Regions from separate parts of the Homo sapiens genome. Here regions 1 and 2 are each linked to region 3. The links are chromatin contacts, found by Hi-C in ENCODE. All regions are on one chromosome and are shown on one strand. Each heading gives the region's core, a stretch centred on a gene start or an enhancer-like site at or near the end of the contact. The rest is flanking DNA. Distances are from core to core; before and after follow the strand shown.

Region 1 (3,890 bases), core at 641-3,140, 880 kb after region 3:
TAGCATCTCACAGAGAACTACTTTATTTTAGTACATCACCTGCCTGCATCTTCCTCCCCCTTTATGGAAACTAGAATAGTCTACAAAGAATTAATCAGCTTTTGGCTGTGTATAGGACTTGGATAAGTGTGCATGGCAACTAGAGATTTTGGACTAGTGATGGATTTTTGTAGTAAAACCCTTAAAAGCTTATAGTTTTCCCAGTAAAAATGATCTAGCACCAAGCTTACTGGGGAAATAACTCTAAAGATAAAACAACAACAACAACAAAGAAACAAACAGCAAAAAAAGAACACTAAACCAAATCAAACTTGGATACTGGTCTTAACTAGCCATGTGATGTGATCTTGGGAAAGGGATATCTCCAAGCTTTCTTTTCTTTCTTTTTTTTTTGAGACAGTCACCCTCTGTCGCCCAGGCTTGAGTGCAGTGGCGCGATCTCAGCTCACTGCAAGCTCCACCTCCGGGGTTCACGCCATTCTCCTGCCTCAGCCTCCCGAGCAGCTGGGACTACAGGCTCCTGCCACCACGCCCGGCTAATTTTTTTGTATTTTTTTTTTAGTAGAGACGGGGTTTCACCGTGTTAGCCGGATGGTCTCGATCTCCTGACCTCGCTATCCGCCCGCCTCGGCCTCCCTAAGGGCTGGGATTACAGGCCTGAGCCACAGCGCCCGGCCTCCAAGCTTTATTTTCTCATCTATAAAATAGGGATCATAGTGTTCTTTCTTTCAACCTCACAGGGTTGTAGTAATGATCAAAAGAGTTACCATGAACATGACTTAAAAATTGCAAAGTGCAACAAAGATTAGGTATCATTAACTGATGTGTTCGGGAATACAATATTTGCATGTGATATTTAAGAACAAAGATATAACAAGAAAAACAGAATCTTCATAATCTCATCTGTTCTAAATATTTCTGCGCGATCCAACAGTTTCTTTTCCACACATTATTTGAACACTCTCTATCAAACAACAAAACAAATAAGAGTAACAACGAAAACACTCATAAGTGTTAAATGACCATTTTTAAGCAACTGTTTCTCCTGTCCCCCAAAAGCAATATGTTGTTTGAAAAACAAAAGCTGGGTGCAGCTTTAAATCCTGGTAAAACTAAACAAATCTCTTCAATTCACTGAAATTGGCCAGGGAATAATTGGCTGTTCTTGGACTCACCTGTCATTAATGCTGTTTAAAATTCAAAACCCTGCAAATCTTTCTTTATTGTCAATTAATAAAGCAAAGAAAATTAAATTCTTCATTATAGAAACATAAGTAATAAAACATTCCAATTCATATGACAAGATCAGTGTACTGCAATCACTGTTAAATGGATTAGACATAGCTTGCTTTTTTTTTTAACCTTTTGAAGTGTTTGCAGGAAGAGTAAATTATAGGAGTATTTGAAAGAATGATTATATATATTCTGTTTATATTTTGTAGAGGAAAAATAGAAAGATATTTCAAGATGTATATTCAGATTTTTTGTTTGCTAGTTCATCTATGCTGGTCTAAACACATAGATGAGATAGGCACCTGATTAGTTGTATTCTAGGGGCAGCATAATGTCCCATCAGTCCCTTTCTGACAAATAACCTAGAACTCTCAGCAGTAGAAGCACTATGTAAACAGATACTTAATCTGTTAAGGATATATCACCCTCTGGCATGGGTTAGTAAATCAGTTTAACTCAAAATAGTGGGAGATGAAACTAAAATTTTTAAATTGAAGGCATGAGTCAGGGAAAGTTTAGTAACAGAGGTGTGTCTTTAGGGTAGAAAAAGCAGAAACAATGTATTTGCTCCTAGGAATAACTCTCAACAGTCAGGTGGCAGCAAAAAGATACTGAAAAACTGAGATAGGGGAAGTAGGGAATCGCCAAAGTTCCCTATATTTCGTCTTTTTCAAATGTTTTCTGGGGCTACCAACATGAGTGACCTTTGTAGCAAACTGCCTCTCTGTATTTTCAGTTCCTCTTCTGATTAAGGGCCTCTTTATGATAAGCTCTCTGAAGCTACACAGGAGAGCATTATTATCTATTCTTATACTGTGTGCTGTTTGCTTTTACTTTTGTATAATCTGTAGTGAACTGGTTTGGTTCCTATATATTTTTTTTTATCTAGAGAGCTGCTTATGTGTAAATCCTCTCTGTAGGGAAATAAATGGCAAAGATACTTTCTGTAATTTATTCCATCACATCTATAGATATTTTAAGTCTACTTAAAAACAAGTAATGTCTTAAGTAGACTTATGAAAAGACTGTATATTTGGCTACCAGCGTTTGAAATCTAGAGTTGGAAAATAATTTCAGAAAATACCTACTTTAACCACACATCTTCATGACAGACATACATAAACCAACCCAAGTCCCTGAGACTCGCTCCATTTTATATACCTCAGAGAAGAATCCATAATTAACCGGGCTTTTCAACTCCAGCTCTGATAATTTCAGATGTTAGAAAATGATTTCTTATACCAAACTTAAATATAAATTCCCCACTTTATTCTAAAATAACTTCATTTGTTCTCTGCAATAAAAAGTCATTTTCTCACCTTTTAAAAAATATGAATGAATGATTATTTTCTTTTATTCTCAATCTCCCTAAGGGCTTTAATAAACTCTATCCGAATTCTCCCTATTGCTCTGCCTTTGAAGCCCAGAGCTGGACACAGTCTTCCAGTAAAAAGCCAGCCTAGACCAGGTCTTCTGAATATTAAAGTTTGTGGCATCCATTGTTTTCCATTTACCGTTAAGCAGAGACAATATGGTTACAGTTATATTTAATGGACCTGACGCCTACTAAACATGAGTGAGCTGTATGAGGCCTGGAGATAAGTGCAGATTTGGGTAAGTACCCAGGAGTTTTGACGTCATTTAAAAGCTCACTGTACATCTAAAAAGTGGAATCCGAAGCATAAGGTAAAATAGTTTTTTGAGTATATTTATTGAACTTCCTATCACAGCCAAATTTTGGGGAAATCGACTTTATCTTTGACCCTTTTAGTGTCAAATATCCTTTGAAATCAAGAATAAAAACAAAGGTTGTTCTCACATGCCTCAGGTTCCCAAAAGTTAGTTAATAGGAGACATAAGAGATATATGATACTAAATATAATACTATCTCCTTTCAAATTTGATAGCAGGCCTGGTCATTAGAGAGAACTGAGATGTGCAATTGCTTTGGCTATTCATTTCCAGAAACGAAAAAGAAGCCACAGTTTATACTGTATGTAGCATATTACTTTCTAAATGAGGCATACGTTTCAGGATTCTGAAACTAAGTTAAAAAAACAGATTTTGAAGCCTCTAGATTGGATTCCTGAGACACTGGATGATAGCTAGGAAATAATGCTGGACTAAGATTGAATTGTTCAAAACGCAAGGGGGCTCCAGAAATTTCTGGTGATTATTTTTTAATCCAAAAATAACAGGAAGTTTTTCAGGGTCAACAAAATGAAAGTAGAAATTTATTTCCAGTATTAAGGCATCACATGCACAAAATCTCTCTTCATGGAGACCCTCTATTTTGCAAAATGAATGATTGTGTTGTCAAGAGAAAATTGGGCTCCAGGGACCATACTGAGAAGTTTCTGGGGACTCTTAAAGATGAGTAAGACATTATCAGGCCCAGATCTTGAGGTACCAGCCACCCCCAGGGACCTCCAATTAAATGTATTCAAATAAACGCTATACTGGCCCATTGTCCACATACTTATGTTGCATTTTAAATGGTCTCATTTGAATGTGGTTGTAATTCATTTGAATCCACAATCTTGCCTTGTCTGTATTAATGACAATACAAAAAAATGGTCCAGTGTTTGAAGATCATTGAAGTGTTAGCTAGTATTAATTTTTAAGAAATTGTAAAAAAGCCTATTTATTTCCCTCAG
Region 2 (3,664 bases), core at 767-3,266, 680 kb after region 3:
TTTTGTTAGCATGAATACTATCTGGAACATACAGCTATAATGGTAAAGACTGAATTCTAGAGTCAGCAGACCTGTTTTCAACTCTTAACAGTTGAGTTATTTAACATCATCAATTCAATTCAGACTTTGATCGTATGTCAAATTGGATTGAGGATAGGATCTATCTCATGGGAAGGCTGTGAAGATTAAGGGGGATAACAAATATGAAGTATGTAGCGCAGTAAGGACTCAAATATTAATCATTTTAAATTAGTAATTGTATTATTTCTAAACTGGGTGCTTGCTAAAGAAGATACACAGATTGTAAAATGAGATCTCCATTGTCAAGTATAGAATCCTTCTACATGGAATAAGCTGTACACCAATAATGTCATTTACCCTAAGAGACATATAGAAACTCTTTGTTATCCAGAATGCCATCTATGCAAAATATATTTAAGAGATGGGAAGTGAAAAATGAATCAATGCAGCTAAACTAGGTACCAGACAGTACATATATACCTTGTACAAGTGATGGGTCCAAAATAGTAGATGACTAATTGCCAACAGTAGATTTTTGTTGTAGTTACCTACAAGAGTAATCATGATTCTTCTCATGTGGCACTATTATTATTGATCTTTCACAGAAAGAGTCATGTTATCCATGCTCATGTGCAATGGACAAAGCTTTTCCAACTTCGTCCTGTTCTAGATGTTACATGCCAGAAGTTCACTCCTGCAATCAGCAAGTGGGACACAGGTAGAGAAAGACAGAGATTTCAAAGCCACACAGACAGAGCAGTCATTCCCAGACAGTCACTAACTCCACACCCACATTCAGTAGAGAGCACTGAAGGAAAGCCTTATCTGCACTTTCGAAGCTGATACGACAGATTTTAAGGTCTATCACTGAGCATCTGTGGACTCAGAGATAGAGAATGTCCTGAAAAATAGTAATAAGGTCCATGATAGAAGGAAATAACATGAGCTAAAATACACATAAAGGATTTAGAAGAGTTCTGCGAATGTGGAAAGTCCTTAAGAAAAGTGAGCTTTTATTATTATTTTTTGTAGGAAAAAAGCGACTTGGACCCACAAAACAGCAACAATGGAAACTGGACAGCTGAAAAATATGTAGAACCATTGGCAACTTAGAAATTTAGACCCCCAAATCACCAAAGAATATTTTATTTTTTCAACAGAACAAATTCCTTAGTAGATAGGGGCACTTGTAATACACTTGAAGACTTTCTTGTGGTTGATTTCATGTGTGGGTTAACTCTAAAGTAATCTGCATATACAGATTATTCCTTAGTTTTAAATTTGTCATCTTTATAAAGTTCCAACCTAAAACCCTTCCAGGTATTATTACACCCGAGAGTATACGGATCTACCTTAGCTGTTAAAGTCTGAGGGCCCACCCAGAGCGGGCAGATCAGATAAGCACGTCACCCCACAGGAAGCTGCTTTCAGTTGTTTGCTGGGGCATGCCTTGGTATCAGTCACAGATGTTACTCAAAGATGAGACCCCTTCAGCCCTTATTCAAAGCCCTTTTACTCTTCTTTGTTCCAATTCTGTAATAAACATTTATCGAATTTTAGATACTGACAAGGCCAGGAATATATGTCTGGCCAGCCACAGCCAGGTAAACATCATACGCAAACTAAAAGACAAATGCAGTCAGGGGAGCTGTGAACACGTTCAAGCCCCTGAACTATGACCTGTGCTTTGAGTTCTGTGTGAGACTGAAAAAGACAAACAGAAGAGTTGCCTGTTAGAGATAGTTTTGTTTTTCTGGTTTTAAAGATATAATCCTTAGATTTGTAAATCATTCTTGGTAAGGGGGAGACACTGCTTTCCAGTTGTCTACCATTTCACTTACCTGAACTTTTTGAATGCACAGTCCTATACATTCTTTGTCAGTACATTGATTTTAAAGTCGTTTTATAAAAGTTAATGACTCACGGGGCCATCTGTGCAACTTAAACACAATGGCAACCTATGCAGGTGGTTGCTGTGTGTCATATACTGTGCCTGCTGTGTATATTTCTTCTAATTAGTCATACATCCTGAATCAGTTAAGGATGACTGTGGTGAGAAATACAAATCATACCAGGACTGCTTTTAGCCTGACCTATGGTGAACTTGAATGAGTAAAGTACTCCCTGGAGAGAAAATTGCTCACTGTATAGGTAGGCGTACTCCTTTCTTTCAAGGCAACAGGATACATTTAACAACAAGGAAAAAGGAGTTTATCAAATATATCCTGAGTAAGACCCTTTGGTGGCGGGTTGTTTTTCAGGCTCAATTTCTTGGCTTCTCAGATCTATCCTTTAGAAAAAAAAAAAAAGAGTAGTCCAAAAGCTGAAATTCATCAAGAAACATATCCTGTTCATGAAGGAGTCCTAGTGGAGGATGGAAACAACTTTAATTTAGGTTCTAGTAAGCAGTCTGGGATGATTTTCAGATAAACCATGAAGCCATCAACTTGTATTTAATTTGCTGTCATAAAATTTAATTACTCTCAAGCAAAACAAGTTCTAATTAGATGTGATATGAAAAAATTAAAACACAGCATATTAACAAGTGAAACTGATCTCTAGATAATAAAAGTGAGAGAAAGTACATATTGAACTTAAGGAGTGGTCTGGAAAGAGTACCAACAACTAAACGAGGAAAATTTAGTGTGGTCGTGGTAGGAGGAAAGGTAGCCAAAGGAAAGAATCCTGTGTTAATGAGCCTCTGGTCAGTGACTGAGACTGTAGAAAAGAGTAAAAAATAAAATGAAAAAAGTCAAAGGAATTCTAGGTTGTCTGCACTCACCTCATTATACAACAGATGAAGAAACTGAGGCCTCTCATGGCAAAGTGACTTGTTCAAGGACACAAAGCAAGACAATGTTATTACTAAGGCATATGTGTGTCCTCTTCTTCATTGTTAGGTAATGTATGCTAAAGTATAGTGGGCACTGTCTTCATATTTGGATGTGAAGAGAGGCAGTTTCTAGTAGTATTTAAGATGATAGGTAGACTACCAATAAAATAATTTGCTAAATATACATGATACTCATTTAAAATAGATTCCTTCTACCAGTAATGTCACAACTGGTAGTGTATGGAGGGTTTTGTCCATGTAATCCAAATTTGTGGCAAATTTTAGAAATTTTTCTTGGGAAAGGATATTTAATAAGAAAGTGATACAAACTTGAAATATAGCTTTAACAATCAATAAATTATCTAAGTACTTTTAAATGGACTGGAAGACCGAAGAAGATGTACAGATGGCAAACAAGTGTATGAAAAGGTGATCAACATCATTTGTCACTGGGAAATTAAAAATTAAAACAACAATGAGATTATACTACACACCTATTAGAGTGGCTAAAATTCCAAAAACAGATAATATCAATTGCTGGTGAGGATGTGGAAAAAGGAACTCTCATTGATTGCTGGCAGAAATGCAAAATAGTCTAGCCATTTTGGAAAGCAGTTTGGCAGTTTGCAGGAAGCTAAACATAGTCCTAACATATGATCTAGCAATTGTTCTAGGTGTTTACCCAACTGAATTGAAAACTTATGTCTACCCCCAAATCGCCATGCAAATGTTTAGAGCAGCTTCATTCATAATTGTCCCAAACTGGAAGCAACCAAGATGTTCTTCACCAGGTGAATGAATGAAAAAAAA
Region 3 (3,928 bases), core at 748-3,247:
TTGCTTATATTTCTGGCTGATTTACAGATCTTACAATGTTGCAGTTGAGACTACTTAGAATATATACTCCTGCTTTATTTAGCTGACTGAATTTTCAGTAAAGACATGACAGTTTCCTAGCTACTTTCTATGGAAATGACAAAAGGCAGCTGCCCACTATGATTTTACCTTATTGACTGCAATTCAGTGTTTATGCACAACCTTGTGACATTGATCTTCATCTTAATGGCTAAAATATATTTTTTAAATGTTTTGAAATTTGAGATAAAAATATTTTTCTGTATATGAATTACCTTAATTTTTGGAAATGTACCTTTTCTCTTTTAATATTCTGAATATGTGCTTAGAAATTTTGGATCAGTTAATTCTCTTTAAACCACAGAAGAAAGTAATCCAGTATCAATATTGAAGAATCTTTGCTTACATTAGAACTGTATGATCATTTCAACACTTAAACTCTGCTGAAATTCTGTTTAATGCATTTAGTACAAGAGTGTGGTTGTAGTTATCCTGTAAAACATTCTTCTCAGAGCTGGCACACGTTCTACACTTATGTAGTGTCCTTGTTGGATTTGTAGAAACGGATCTACGAGGGCTCCCCTGCTTTGTCTTAGCATTTTTATGTCAACTTGAAAATCCCTATCTTTCTAAGAAGTAACCTTACAACAAGGTACTTACTGATTTACTTGGATGAGTCAGTTATTTTTGGATAAGTGTTGATGCATATCACCTCATTCTCATAGGGATTGAGGGTTCTACATACCATTTTTATTAGCATTCCCTGGGTTAGAAAATACTGTTGGCATTTTAGCTAAGTTGTCTTACAGGTTTTGATGATAATAGGGCTTTCTTACCATTTAACTTGTAGTCTTCCTAATGAAATTCTATGATTTGGTATCTTTTAACATTAAACTTGAAGACTTCATTTAAGGCATTTGGTGTTTAACTAAAAGCAAAATGGCTTCTTTGTACCTGTTTACACATTAGGAAAAAAAACAAAAAATGAGCACAGACTCCAACTCCATGGAAGAACACTGTTAAAAGAAGCATCTCTTAGATGATGAAAGCATTATAGCACTGTTCCAGTAAATAGCACCAACTGCAGCTGATTCTTTGGTTTTATTAGGAAAGATAGCACATTTTGTGATCTGCAACGTTTAAATCAATTGAACTATAGTGAAATCTCTCCCCTGAAATATCTATTACACAGCTTGCAACCTTTTGTTTAAGAGATTAAGTTTGCATCTCCTCATATTATCTCCTTGTAATTGGAAAACTTTCATTTTGACAGAGAAAATGTGCCAGTATCCCTGTGAGCCTTGCCACAAGCCAATGCAGAATGCCATCTGGAGGATGCATGCCCAAGTCATGCAACAGCCTCCTGTCGGGATGTATCAGGAACTTTGCAACAGAACAACTAATAACATCTTAAGCTCCATTTGTCTAGCTCGCTAGTCCTCTTGGCAGAGGTCATACCAGCAGTGGTTTTGTTGATTTGCTGCATCAAATGTAATTAGGCTAAAGCACTCACTGACAGAGCCTCTGATAATGGCATAAAAGCCTCAGGCTTAAATTTACCCATTGAGTCAAATTTAAGTGGATCAACAAAGACATACTAATTTCATCACTAGAACAGTAAAACAATTATTTTTAAAGGTGCTTATTTGGGACAACAAGATTTTCCTTTCTTTGGATCTCATAATTGTTTTATTTTAATTTTAATTTTAATTTAATTTAATTTATTTTATTTTACTTTTTAGTCGCTGGCTTCCAATGAAGTGGTTGATGTCTCTGACTAGGAAAGACAGTTTCATGTGTACACAAGCCATATATCCCTTCTGAATCTTACTCTCAAGTACCCTGTGGAAAATGATGAGATGTTTTTGTCAGGTTATATCCAAATAACTTTGAACTCTACCAGTTGCATACTCATAAGGGTAGCAGTAACATTATTACTGACCTTTTAACCCTTGCTTACTGGAAAACTCCAGTTGTACCAGTGGCCTCTTTATAAATGAGTCACTTTCAGGCTATGACTAAGATGAAGAAAGCATTACTTAGGGTTAAATTTAGGTCAAGTCTGGGCCCAGAGCACAAGACAGGCTTTAGTTGTTGTTAAGAGCCATAAGAAAACTATGAAAAGCATTTCTGCCTTATGCAGAGAAGAAACAATTCAACAGAAATAAGGTTTAACAGTTTCCTGCATAAATATTGTAAAGCAAGTCAGCAGGGGTCTGTGTTAGAGTGAGAGAGAGCTTGCAGGTGGTCTCAGCAGGAAGGAAGCACTTCCCTGGAATGCCTATATGGATGATCTGGATGAAGCTTTTTAAGAATTAGCAAAGAAATTAAGTATGATGGAATAAACAAGATAATAATAATATGTGAAATGTACTCTTTTAATTCATTTCTAAATTTTCTCTTGTGTTCACTGGTTTTCAAATATACCACCAGCACTAGAACTCCTAAGAAATCACTCTGAAATTTCCAGGGCATGGCAATGATTTCTGAGGATTTTGTACCTCATCGTGGAATTTGACTTAGTTTGAGTTCTAGGTATACTGCTTTTGATGATAGCAATAGGCACACGTGAGAATGAGGTTAAGTAAGTGTTTATTTGAGGATTTAATATTGTACACACTCTAGGAGTAAAGCAATTATCATGCTGTTAATTTCATATTCATGTATGGCTTATTTATTTGCTGTTTACCTCTCTGCATAATGAAAATGCCATGGAAATCTGCTTCTTCTAGCACTCTAATTTTAAATGAAGCTAAATGTTATGTATAATTTCAAGATACAGATTGCTAATTTCATTCTATTTTAAATACTGTATGCATGAGAAGCTTCTATGTTCTTGCAGAATCCATCTTTAACCAGAATCGAAGCATAATTTTCTAAGTAATTATGGAATAGTTAATACATTAAAATATGAATCAGGAGCATCATAGGCATATTTTGAACCATATAGTTTTCTAAACCTATATATATATGTATGTGTGTGTGTGTGTGTGTGTGTGTGTGTGTATTCCCTATCTCAGAGTCAACACCTTAGTTACTTTTCTGACAAATAAAATATAGTCATAACATAATCTCTCTTATTGCTCCTACTGATAAATTATTTGCATCTGGCTTACTTGTAATTTGGTGGCAAAATCAATGTTTGGTGAAATGATTCTGAAAACTTCAGGGGCACTATAGTTTTCATTTATTTACATGATATGCTATTTTTAAAGAACCAGTCATTGCCAGAATTCTACGTTAGTTCATCTTCTGAGAATATAATGGGAAAAAAAAGAAAGAAAGAAGTTCATATCTAATGTACATGGAGTTTTCTTCTCCAGTCTGATAATTCACTCAAGTAACATGCCTCAGATTTCACTTCCAGGCCCACCCTTGCTCGTCTCTGCTCAATACCAGAAACTAGAGTTGTGTGTCATCCAAGTTTTTCTAATTTTTTATTTTTTCAGCAGGTATCACTGTGTGCCCACCATGTGCATGAATAAAGTCCCTATTTCTGGGTGGCTACAGCCCAGTTGTGAAGATAACACATAGATGTGAAATATTGAATGAATAATACCACAAGTCAGTATACATTTAAATATGCCAAAGGCAGAAATTGTTGAGGAAATTCACTTCTGAAAACTCTTAACATAGTCTGTAAAGCTTAATATTCGCCAGTTGTTCAATTTCCATTGTTATTTACAAAAATGAAGCTTTGAATTAAGGAAAAAAAAAGCACCATCTGCCTACCCATGCAATAATGCTTGGTTTTATTCCCAAGCATATCAACCACTGGCTTGGCATTTTAACTAACTGAAGTAATTTTCTCGTTAGAGTGTGTCTGTGTCTACAAAATGCATTTTTCCTGGTTACTCATTTTAGTATTTCTGCTCTCTAGCTCTGCCTATGCTGGACTTGAAGCTTTCTG

Evidence for each region. Hi-C counts contacts between places; a loop is a spot of excess contacts on that map. Pooled maps may share reads with other maps.
Region 1: a map of GM12878 shows a loop between it and region 3 (2.3-fold over the local background). The contact joins two enhancer-like sites. A Hi-C loop is called at or near these places in 1 of 168 maps with a recorded cell type or tissue (GM12878), 6 of 37 single-sample maps with no recorded cell type and 2 of 50 pooled maps.
Region 2: a loop to region 3 is called in a pooled map, with 17 times the contacts of the local background. The contact joins two enhancer-like sites. A Hi-C loop is called at or near these places in 7 of 37 single-sample maps with no recorded cell type and 11 of 50 pooled maps.

What each region holds. Positions count from the first base shown.
Region 1 is chr2:181,989,766-181,993,655 of GRCh38, forward strand. The region is part of intron 2 of PPP1R1C (protein phosphatase 1 regulatory inhibitor subunit 1C); the gene reads left to right. Among named protein-coding and RNA genes, the nearest start is that of PPP1R1C, 5.9 kb to the left of the region's middle. Within about 2 kb of position 1,891, at least 2 of the 41 ENCODE cell types and tissues checked have a DNase peak (open chromatin) inside an H3K27ac peak, as active enhancers do.
Region 2 is chr2:181,789,420-181,793,083 of GRCh38, forward strand. No RefSeq gene overlaps it. Among named protein-coding and RNA genes, the nearest start is that of ITPRID2, 100 kb to the right of the region's middle. RefSeq lists an enhancer at 1,304-2,503. Within about 2 kb of position 2,017, at least 9 of the 41 ENCODE cell types and tissues checked have a DNase peak (open chromatin) inside an H3K27ac peak, as active enhancers do.
Region 3 is chr2:181,104,999-181,108,926 of GRCh38, forward strand. No RefSeq gene overlaps it. Among named protein-coding and RNA genes, the nearest start is that of LINC01934, 17 kb to the right of the region's middle. RefSeq lists an enhancer at 1,977-2,478. Within about 2 kb of position 1,998, at least 5 of the 41 ENCODE cell types and tissues checked have a DNase peak (open chromatin) inside an H3K27ac peak, as active enhancers do.